Regions from separate parts of the Homo sapiens genome. Here region 2 is linked to region 1. Evidence: chromatin loops called from intact Hi-C (ENCODE). Cell type or tissue: chondrocyte. All regions are shown on one strand.

The links. Peaks named below come from ENCODE experiments on the same cell type or tissue, not always from the same donor. Only the 100,000 strongest peaks of a DNase experiment are listed, where the experiment ranks them.
Region 2: a loop joins it to region 1, with 3 times the contacts of the local background. A loop is called at or near these places in 8 of 110 quality-filtered maps.

Annotation. Positions count from the first base shown.
Region 1 is chr11:34,923,541-34,928,540 of GRCh38, reverse strand. All of the region lies in intron 1 of PDHX (pyruvate dehydrogenase complex component X), which reads right to left. Among named protein-coding and RNA genes, the nearest start is that of PDHX, 9.4 kb to the right of the region's middle. In chondrocyte, a CTCF peak has its summit at 2,263 (motif pointing left); no DNase peak of the experiment used is centred here.
Region 2 is chr11:36,264,122-36,269,121 of GRCh38, reverse strand. No RefSeq gene overlaps it. Among named protein-coding and RNA genes, the nearest start is that of COMMD9, 23 kb to the left of the region's middle. In chondrocyte, CTCF peaks have their summits at 2,672 and 2,904 (motif pointing right); no DNase peak of the experiment used is centred here.

The DNA.
Region 1 (5,000 bases):
AGCCTGAGCCTCAGCATTTATTTTGTTAAGCTCAGAATAACAAACTCACTTGTTCTGGGGAAAAAAAAAAAAAAGGAGGGGGGTGGGCAAAAAAAAACTCTTATCTTTTAAATAGCACCACGGTAAGAGGCCAGCCTCTTTTCGAAAACAAAGGCTTAAAAAAAAAAAAGTCCCAATGTGTTCTTTCTATCAAAAAGTTCAAGCCAGGCATTATGAACAGAATATTTCATAAATATATACATATTACATTTATATATCAAAGAGTTCCATTTCAAAGAAGCAACTAAATGGACCTCAATGCTTCTATAGCCAGATTCCAATTTACGACAAATACTAACTTAATTCTCTTAAAGTCTCTCTCCAATATTTGTATGCTTTGGTTCCAGTTGTCACGACACAATTCACATTTATTTTATGATTCTATCTCCTGCTATAATCTCTCACCTAAGAGACCTTCACATTTCCATTACTCTTGACATTAAGGACTATATTATGAAACCTCTGCATTTATTATTATCTTTCAAGTTACCACATCAAGAACCTCAAAAATTTTCATATTTTAAAAATAAAAAGAACATAATCGTTCCTTAGTCACCCTTCATGAAATGAATTGAAATTGCTTATCTGAATTATGATAATACAAAAATTCTGTAGTAGATCATTATCTTTACTCTGAAATGAAGGTGACAAAAACCAAAGAAAGATATTTTGGACATCTCCATTATTCAATACTATCTCTTGATAGATTACACTCGCTTATTACGGAGAGTTAAATGTGCAATATATTTTGTAGTTATTCTAACTAATCTATCCTCAGGCTTTCATGCTAGAAAAATCATTTCATAAGCATTAATGTGTTAATAAAAGTACATATTTCATTCTAGCATACCCTCTTTTGATTAGAACACTATATGGTATCTTTTCCAGACGTATTTTTCTGATGGGAAAGTAATTACACAATCGTAAGATAAACTTGAAGTGACAGGCCTGCACATAATTAATATCTGCCCTTTATGGCTGCTGTCAACTCTACTAAGATAGTGTAGACTTTTCTAGACTCCTTGGAATGGAATTTTATCCTTTACCTAATATTAATTAATTTGCATTTGAACTTATATGCAGACTCCCTCCTTATTCCAGTAAGCTGTACATTCTACCATTCTCTTGTCAAATTAAGAAGGCCTTAAGATATGCACCAATTACGTTTCCTAGTATTAGTTTCCCACAACTACAGGTAAGTAGTTTGCTGCACTCATTACACAAGTTTTTCAATTAGTATTCACAAAGTTCTCAAAATTTAGTTAAAATTTAACGTTTTGTAGTCACTTCAGTGTTCTGCTCCTTCTTATAAAGCTAGCAAATTATATCTAATTGGCTTGTGAAGTCTACCCTTCCACAGCAGTTACAAAACATTTTTAAAAATTTTTAAATGACTATTGTAATGTATGTGGTCCAGTACTTTATATTTAAACTTGCTGATTTTAAAAGTAAAGTCTCATGACTCATAACTATTTTACTCTTTTTTTACATCAACAGAATGACACAATACATTAAAATTTTTTGCTTAGCTTATTGCTGTTTTCCCTGCCATTTCTGCTACATGAGCAATTTACCAATCACTGAATTTTACAGTAATCCCTCTAAGCAATTCCTGTATTTCCTCAAATGGGCTCTTCCAATTTTTCTACAGCATAATTCTGACTTCAATTTCAAATATGGTACACTAATCTAATTCTAGTTTCTTCTTCCCTAAAGTATTTCTTTTATCCTAAGAACAAAATGCTCATACTTCAGCAAACTCAATTATATCAAAGCTTTAAATTGATGATTGATTCATGAATGCTAAAAGGTCTCTAGATTAAAAAAAAAATTTAATACAAGCAAACTCTTAAAATACAAATGCAGAACAAACTGCTTTATGGTTAATATGAAGCAGATTTAAGCTCCATTACTCTGACTAAAGTAATTAAGGGAATTCAGCAGTTTACATATGGTACAGCTTAAACATCATGCTCTAGTTCATTTATAGGCTCTAGTTCATTTATAATCCAAGCATGCAAAAATCATGAAATGAAGATAGACCAAATGAAAAAGTAAATTATCCAGTACTTTCTTAGTGTGGCTCCCTGTCTCTAACATTAATTTGCTTCTTCTCTAATAGGGAGAGAGACTGTTCATTTAATCACTTCTCATTCCAATGTCAGAACACACTAAATAAAACGGAGCCTTCAAAATTGCTGTTCAAATGAAACAATTCTGCCATCTGCAGGCTGGATGAAATAAGGCAGAATAAAGTAAAAGTAATTTAAAAATCAGCACTAGGCACAGAGTAATATTAACACTTGGAATAAAGGCAGTTATAGTATTTTTTGTTTTAAAGGATCGTTTGTCATATAAGTCTTCTTTGTTCAAATAGTTATTTTGGTGTGGTACTGGAGTAAAAATAGACTGAAAATGTCAATGGACCACAACAGAAAATGAATGCACAACAGTTTGTGTGAAAACAGCATTTACAGGTCTTGGCATGCTAACAAACATAAAAAAGATAACCCATAAGCAATATATAGGTTGAGTATGCCTTATCAGAAATGTTTGGGACTATAAGAGTTCTTAATTTCAGATTTTTTCAGATTTTGGAATATTTGCATTCATTATTCTTACTGGTTGAGCATCCCTAATCTCAAAGTCCAAAATCCCAAATGCTACAATGAACATTCCTTTGAGCATCACCTCTGAGCATCATGTCAGTGCTCAAAAAGCTTTGGATGTCAGATTTTCAGATTAGAGATGCTCAAACCTGTATATGGCATCATCCAATTACTACCTGCCCAGCTTGTACACATACAAAGATTGAAATGAAATACTCCAAAATGACAATAGTAGTCATTCTAGCTAGTGATATTACTATAAGGGCTTTTTATTTCTTTTATTTCTGATAACCTACATTTTCATACATGTCTACAATAAATTTATCCAATCTTACTTCCTCTTTCAAACTTAACTAACACTAAGTTTAAAAATGTGCTGTTTGCTTTTGTTAATTTTAAGCAGAAACCCACAAGGACACAGAGAAAAGGAATAACAGCATACAATTTTGGAAGCAGAAAAGTAAATAGATACGTAATAATCAATTAAAGAGACCCTAGAAAGCTGTATCCTAAGCCAGGGAGGATTTGGGTGGCTGCTGTTTGAAAAGTAGCTAGATACCTGGATCCCCTCTCTTAATCCAGTGGTAGGTAACAACCCTACCCTCATTCAACAGAAGACTGAAGCTTGTTTTCTCTGCAGAGGGCAAAAAGAAGAGCTTGAAGTTCAATCTACATAGCTGAGGATATATAAAAACTGCAAAAATAAGTTAAGTGAGAAAGTATCTGATGTGGCTGACATTACAGAAAACTGTGTGGAGAAGCTATTACATACCGTGAGATAAATTAGAAATTATCACAGAAAAAACTAACTAAAAATTTAAAGGGCAGCAATAACTGCAGCAAAAAGAAAGCTAACAAACAAAATATGGGACAATCCTCAATTGTGCATAATATTTGTTTAATGTAAACACTGAATATTTGACCAAGAATTACAAAATAATTTCACTGGGGAGGGAAAACAGAGGGCGGCACTGACCGGCAGTCATCCACAGAAAACGGCTAAAATAGAAACAGAGAGATGGGCAAATGCCAGAAGAAAGTTAAGAGACAAAACTAGTTACTTCTAAGGAAGACTGGGAAAGTTGGGTGAGATGGGGCAGAGATCCACTGTACTGTTACAAGCCTTTCAGTACTATTTAAACTATATGCATGTACTATTGTGCTAAATGAAATATTTTATTATTTAAATATTTAATTTAAAAAAACTCAAGGAGAAGCAGAATACCACAGTGATTTAGAGAATAGGTACTGGAATCAAACTGCCTAGGCTCTAATTTCAGATCCACCACCTACAAGTTATTTATTCTATCTATGTCTGTTTCCTCTTCTCTAAAATGGTGCCATAAATAGATTTTTGTAAAGAAATAAGGTAGGCCGGGAGCAGTGGCTCATGCCTGTAATCCCAGCACTTTGGGAGGCTGAGGCGGGTGGATCACATTAGGTCAGAAGTTCAAGACCAGCCTGGACAACATGGTGAAAGCCCGTCTTTACTAAAAATACAAAAATTAGGCTTGGTGGCACATGCCTATAGTCCCAGCTACTTGGGAGGCCTGAAACCGGGAGGCAGAGGTTGCAGTGAGCCGAGACCGCCCCACTGCACTCCAGTCTGGGCGACAGAGTAAGGCTCCATCTAAAAAAATAGAAAGAAAGAAAGAAGGTAACACATGGGACTTGGCAAAGAATAAGTCTCAAAAATGTTAGTTATTTATTTTTGATGGGCAGCATAGAAACAATTAAGAGGGTATATTCTGGAGGCATCCAGATAGCTGGCTAGATGTATCACAATATCCTATTACATTGTAAGATGTCACAATATTGTAGAATATCACAGTTCCTTCTTGGAGTAATGAGAGATGCATTCACAGGTTCCTTTCACCTTCCCAGCCTAAACTTGAAGGTTCCCTTTTTACTCTCTCCTTTACCTTATTCAGCAGTGTTCTCATGACTAAAGTACACTAATTCTTGATCTCTATTCTAACTACATTTCATACTTGAAAACCAACCTCTCATTAAAATCACTGGCAAATGTTTTACCTTCAGTGCTCATACTATTCACTTCCAAAGCTAAAAGCCAAATCAGGCATTCAACAAATGCCTACTGAACACTTGTTATCCTAGCCCTAGACCAAACCAGATTCTCGACCTCAAAAGGATTAAAATTTAGATGAGAAGATAAATACACAAGTACTAGACAGTAGTAGATAAAAATGCCATTAGACCATCAAAGAATTATGAGAGCTGAGATTCTACCTGATGGAACACTGGAAAACAACAACAAAAAAATCTGTACTAGTATTACTTAATATCTATTAGGATGGCTATTATCCAAAAAAAAGCTAGGAAATGACCAAA
Region 2 (5,000 bases), 1.3 Mb before region 1:
AAGTCAGCTCAGAGTAGTCTGGGGCTGAGCTGGAACTTGTGTCTGGGGCTTTCAACTCAAAAGCCAGTGTTTTCTCCATTCCTGCCTCAATCTGGGGAAGAGAAAACTCATGATTCTTTGCAGATCGCCTAAATTTCCCCTTAATTTGGCAACTTTTGGCTCACTCCGTCATCAGTCCTGCCTTACCATCTCCATCTGGATCATGGTCATTTTCCTTTGCCTCCCTTTTCTGGTGATTTTTAGGTCCAAAGACAAATTGGCACGAGGACCAGACATTTGGGTTCTTCCCACACAAGCCAATTCTCTGAACACACACAGTGGGCACCATGTCCAATAGTCATTAGTCAAGCTCTGTGGTCTGGTATTTACAAATTTCCAGGAAACGAGTCCAGCGTGGTGCGAGAGGCTCTCCGTTACTTTGTTCAGTAAGCTGAGATGTTATCAGAAGTGACAATTTTTAAAAAAATTATTATTTGTTTTAATATTTTAATCTGGAAGCCATTGGCTACCTGGCATTTTGAAAGTTTTCCAGTGGTTGAACATTTACAAGAACAATTGTGAACCTGTGCCTGTTGGCTTCCAAATACTGATCGTTCCTAAACATTCTCTTACCAGCATAATGTTGACCTTTGCACAACTTCCTTCTTTCTTTGGTGCTCACATTTCTGTGATTTAATCGTCCTTTTTACAAGTACTTTAAGAAAGAAAAAATAAAAAAGATTTTCTAGTAGTATTCCCTGGTTGGTGTCAGAGGACCCTAAACTCTAAGGAGAGGGAATGGTTCTTTATTTGGGGAAGTGTCAAGAGCTCTTGAAGGTTAGTCTGAGAGGCTGAGTTTCTATTAGCCTCAGGTCCTTGGGAAAGTCTCTAATGGGCTTTTAGGTCTCATCTGTAAGTAGAGATGATAACTACTTAAGTAATGCATCTCATAAATTTACAGTAAACTGCATAGACCCACAGGCTGAAGAATGGAACTTTCTTGGCTATTGTTATCAATGTTGAACTAGCCATATGACCTAACACACATACCACACAGTAAAATACAATACTGTCCCAACAAACTGAATGATAAAGGATTTGAGAGATGCTCTGGGATATCAGAGGGCATGGGGTCATTGTTATACACATGCTGGATCCCCAGCTCAGGGGATGGCCTCTGCTTAGAATTTCAGGAACTCTGATAAAGCTCTTACTCAAGATATTTTTGCTTATTTGCTTATTAAACATCAGGGAGCAAGAGTCACTGTATTAGGATATTGATTTGGCTGCTTTAACAAAAACCCAGTTTCCATGGATTAAAGAATTTAGAAGTTTCTCTCTATGTAAAAGTCTGAGCTGGTAGGGGCTTTGAGTGGGTAGGATCGTTCTGCTCTGGTTTATAGACTCAGAATCCTTCCATCTTGTTTCACCAGCCACCAAGTATTGCCCTCATTGCTGTGAGCAAAGCCTGTGCCCCATCACCCTCCAAGTCTATATCCCAGCCATGGGAAAGAGGGAAGGGGAAGAGGATGAGGAGGAGGAGGGTATACCCCAGAAGTTGCCACGTTATTTTCACTCATATCCCACTGGCCTCAATCACATGATCTATACTTAGCTGCAAGATAGGTTGGGAAATACAGTCTCTGCTGGGTGGTCTTGTGTGTAGCTAACACATTGGGGTGGGGGAGGGCAGGAGAATGAGCTAGTGGGTTTCTGTATTTTACTGAAATAGAGCAGATAGTGAGAGACAATTCACAGGTACGGTCATAAACACCCACTCAGCTGACTACAGCTCAGTGTGGCTTAATTTATCAGTTGCTTTCCTGGAAGCAGCTTTTCTGCAGGAAGAGAAAAGAACAGAAAGGAACTATGCAGTGGTGGGGAGGAGCAGGTGGTGATGTGGGTGCTTCTTGAGGACAGAGACCATGTCTCATTCACTCGGTATCCATGATATCTTCCACTGTGACTGGCGCACAGTAGATTGCCCCATAAATGTCCCTTTGCATCCCACTTCTTCCACAAACTCACAGGATTTGACCTGTGTAGTAAACCATGCCTGAATTAGATTGAATGCAATAGAATGGCAGACTGACAGAATTCACGCTCACTTGAATTGCTCGTCCTAAATCGACCTCAGCTGGGCCCTAATTCACCAACTAGGTGATTTCATCATTCTCCAGCTTGCTTTCATTCTCCAGCATTGATTTCTGGCCTTTATTGGTTTTGAGTCTGTGAGCGTGGGAGATTTGTTCATAGCAGTCTCCCAGCCACACTATTTGGCTTGGGTAGGAAGAGGTAGGGATTGGGAACTCTGGATGAGGGTAGGAAGGAGCTGCTGCTGAGGTGGTAAGTGGAGGGGCAGACGTGGATCTTCTGAGCTCCTGCCACTGTAGAGTTCAGGGACCAGCACTTCCAAGGGGTCAGCAAAGTCTCCAACTGCTGGAGGAGGGCAGGAAAGAGGCACTAGCCCTGGGCCTGAGCAGAGGTGGCAGCATGGTCACCAGGGCTTTGCCCCGCCATGCCCTCTCTCTGGAATGCCTTCCCTTAATCCTGGCCTAATTCCTATTCATCCTTCTGGATTCAGGAGCAGCACCTAACAGGGGCCCAGGAAGTCAAATTAACTGGCCTGTCTTCCCCACCTGCGTTTTCTCCATCATTCCTCAGCACACTGCATTTTAATGGTCTGTGTCTGTGCCTTCCCCCACACACTGTTCACCTTTCTGTTCCCCACACCTGAGCGCACAGATAATGGGCAGCTTCTGTGGGTACCGAGAGTTTCCTGGCACCAGCTGAACTGGAAGTGTATCCCTGGGGCTACTTCTATAAAAGACATTATTGGTCAAGGGGCCATACCCTGTTTGGTGACCCAAGGTTCTCATGCGCAAAAGCCAAACCTCACCTGGGCGCAGCTGGAGCTTGCCCAAGATGCCCAGCAGATGGCGCAGTCGTCCTCCTTATCTTCCCACCCTGGCCTAAAATCGGAACAAAGACCAGGGAAGCTGAGGGAAGGTGGGGTAGTGGGCAGGCCTCTCCTAGAACCCCGCAAGGGGAGACGCTTCCTGCAAAAGAAAACCTCAGGCCCAGACCCTTCACCTAACAGAACTCTCCTGCTCAGGCCCTGGGCAACATAGGCAGAGAAGGCAGAAGACAGAGCAGGCAGCGCAGGCCCACCCAGGGCACCCATTCAACCCTGCTCCCCAGACCCAGCTGCAGAAGCCCCCAGGGTCTCCTCGGTGCTTCTGAAATGCCACCATTAGGGCCCATTAGATACAACTCTTCCAGATCAGGTTTTGCTCATGGCAACCATGCAAGTCCCACAGTCAGTCCACAGTGGAACTTTCTACACCTGGACAGGTGGTGGAGCCAGGATTCAAATTTAGGTCTGCTTAGAGCTAAGTCTCAGTTTCTCATCTCTAAAAGGGAGAGATGGAAAGTACTTTTTCCTGGCAATGCAGCTTGGAGGGGATTCATTGTACATGAAGGTGTCTGAGAAATAAAAGATGCCCAGTGTTGGTTTAACTTCAAATATGTACACAGGTGCCTCCACTGGGGTGAGCCCTTCCACACATCAGAGGACTCATCAGTTCTTTTCTGAGAGTAGGTTTGATGTGATGGGGTTGGGGATGGGGGGACATGGCAAGGAGTCCTTGTCACCTCTCATCTGGACGAGTCCAAAGGCCTCCAAACTGGTTCCCTGCCTCCCATCGTGCCATCCCTCTCACCCCGCCTCCCATCCTTCCTCCTCATTGCTGCAGGTGTCTTGCAAATGGAAATCTGATGTCACTCTCCTGCCTAAAATACTCAGAATAAAGCCCAAACTCAGAAAAATATTATTCAGTGTCCTTTACAACCTGATTTCTGACGACATTTTAGTCTCATGAAATAAAATTAAGAAATGGACTTAAATCAGAATCAGCAGTGCCAGGGCCAGGGGCTGGAATGGGTCCTGGGTGATGATTCGGGTCAGCTCTGGGCCTCAAGGCCAGAAGCAGTGACAGGATGAGGAAGAAGGGAATGAGAGGGCTTGGTAGCCCGCATTGTCCAATTCTCGATCTGCGTTTTCTCAAGGGCAGGGCCTGGGACAGTGCCTGTAGTTACAGATACTCAGTCAGGATTTGTTGAATGCATGTAGGAATGAATGAACAAATGAATGAAAAAAATGGCTATCCTGACTGGGACTAGGGTTGACTGAGTGGTCACTCAGTCAGTGCCACCAGCCACTGCCTTTTGCTAACCTCAGAGGCTGGAAGGGGCACTGCTGGAGGACAGTGAGGCTAAGGAGAAGAGAGCTCGTCTCAGCTGCACCATCTGGGACCCAGCTCTAGGGGTCTGGGTAACAGTGACATCAAGAGCAGAAATCCTAGAGCCTGCTATGCCCACAGCCTCTGAATGCTTGTCCCAAACCTCCCAAGAAAATCACCCGGGCTGCAGAGCCCCAGGGAACCCCCGTGGTCATCCAGGGTGCATGGGCATGACTGCTGACCATCTGTTTCCCAGGATGGATTTCTCCCTGGCACAGATGGTGAATCCAGACTCCTCTCTCCCATGTCAAACAGCCAGCTGTGGAAGACACTGCATTGCTGCAGTCTCTGCCTGGTCTCTCTCGTGACCCCATTTTCCACATCATTCGCCTCCACTCCTCTCCACATGTTGGTTTCATTTCAACCTTACCCAAAAAGAACTCCTCCCTCTGGTTGGTCTGTTGAGCCATCTCACAAAATGAAATTCATAGCGTCTGAAGCAGTGGGAAACTCTTCTCTTTGCTTGTTTAGCAGAGACATGGGTATCCCTTCATCCCCCTTCACAACCTTAGCCCATCCTCATCATGATCTCTCACCTGGAATACTGGATTAGCCTCCAAAGGGCACCCTGCACTGGCCTTGTCCTCCCCAAGTCCAGCCTTCCCAGTGCTTTCCAGAAAGTAAACTTGATCTGGTTTTACTCGCTAAACCTGGTCCCACCTTCCCGGGCTTCTCCATCTTAGTAAACAACAGCTCCAACCAGAGACGTGGGAAACATCA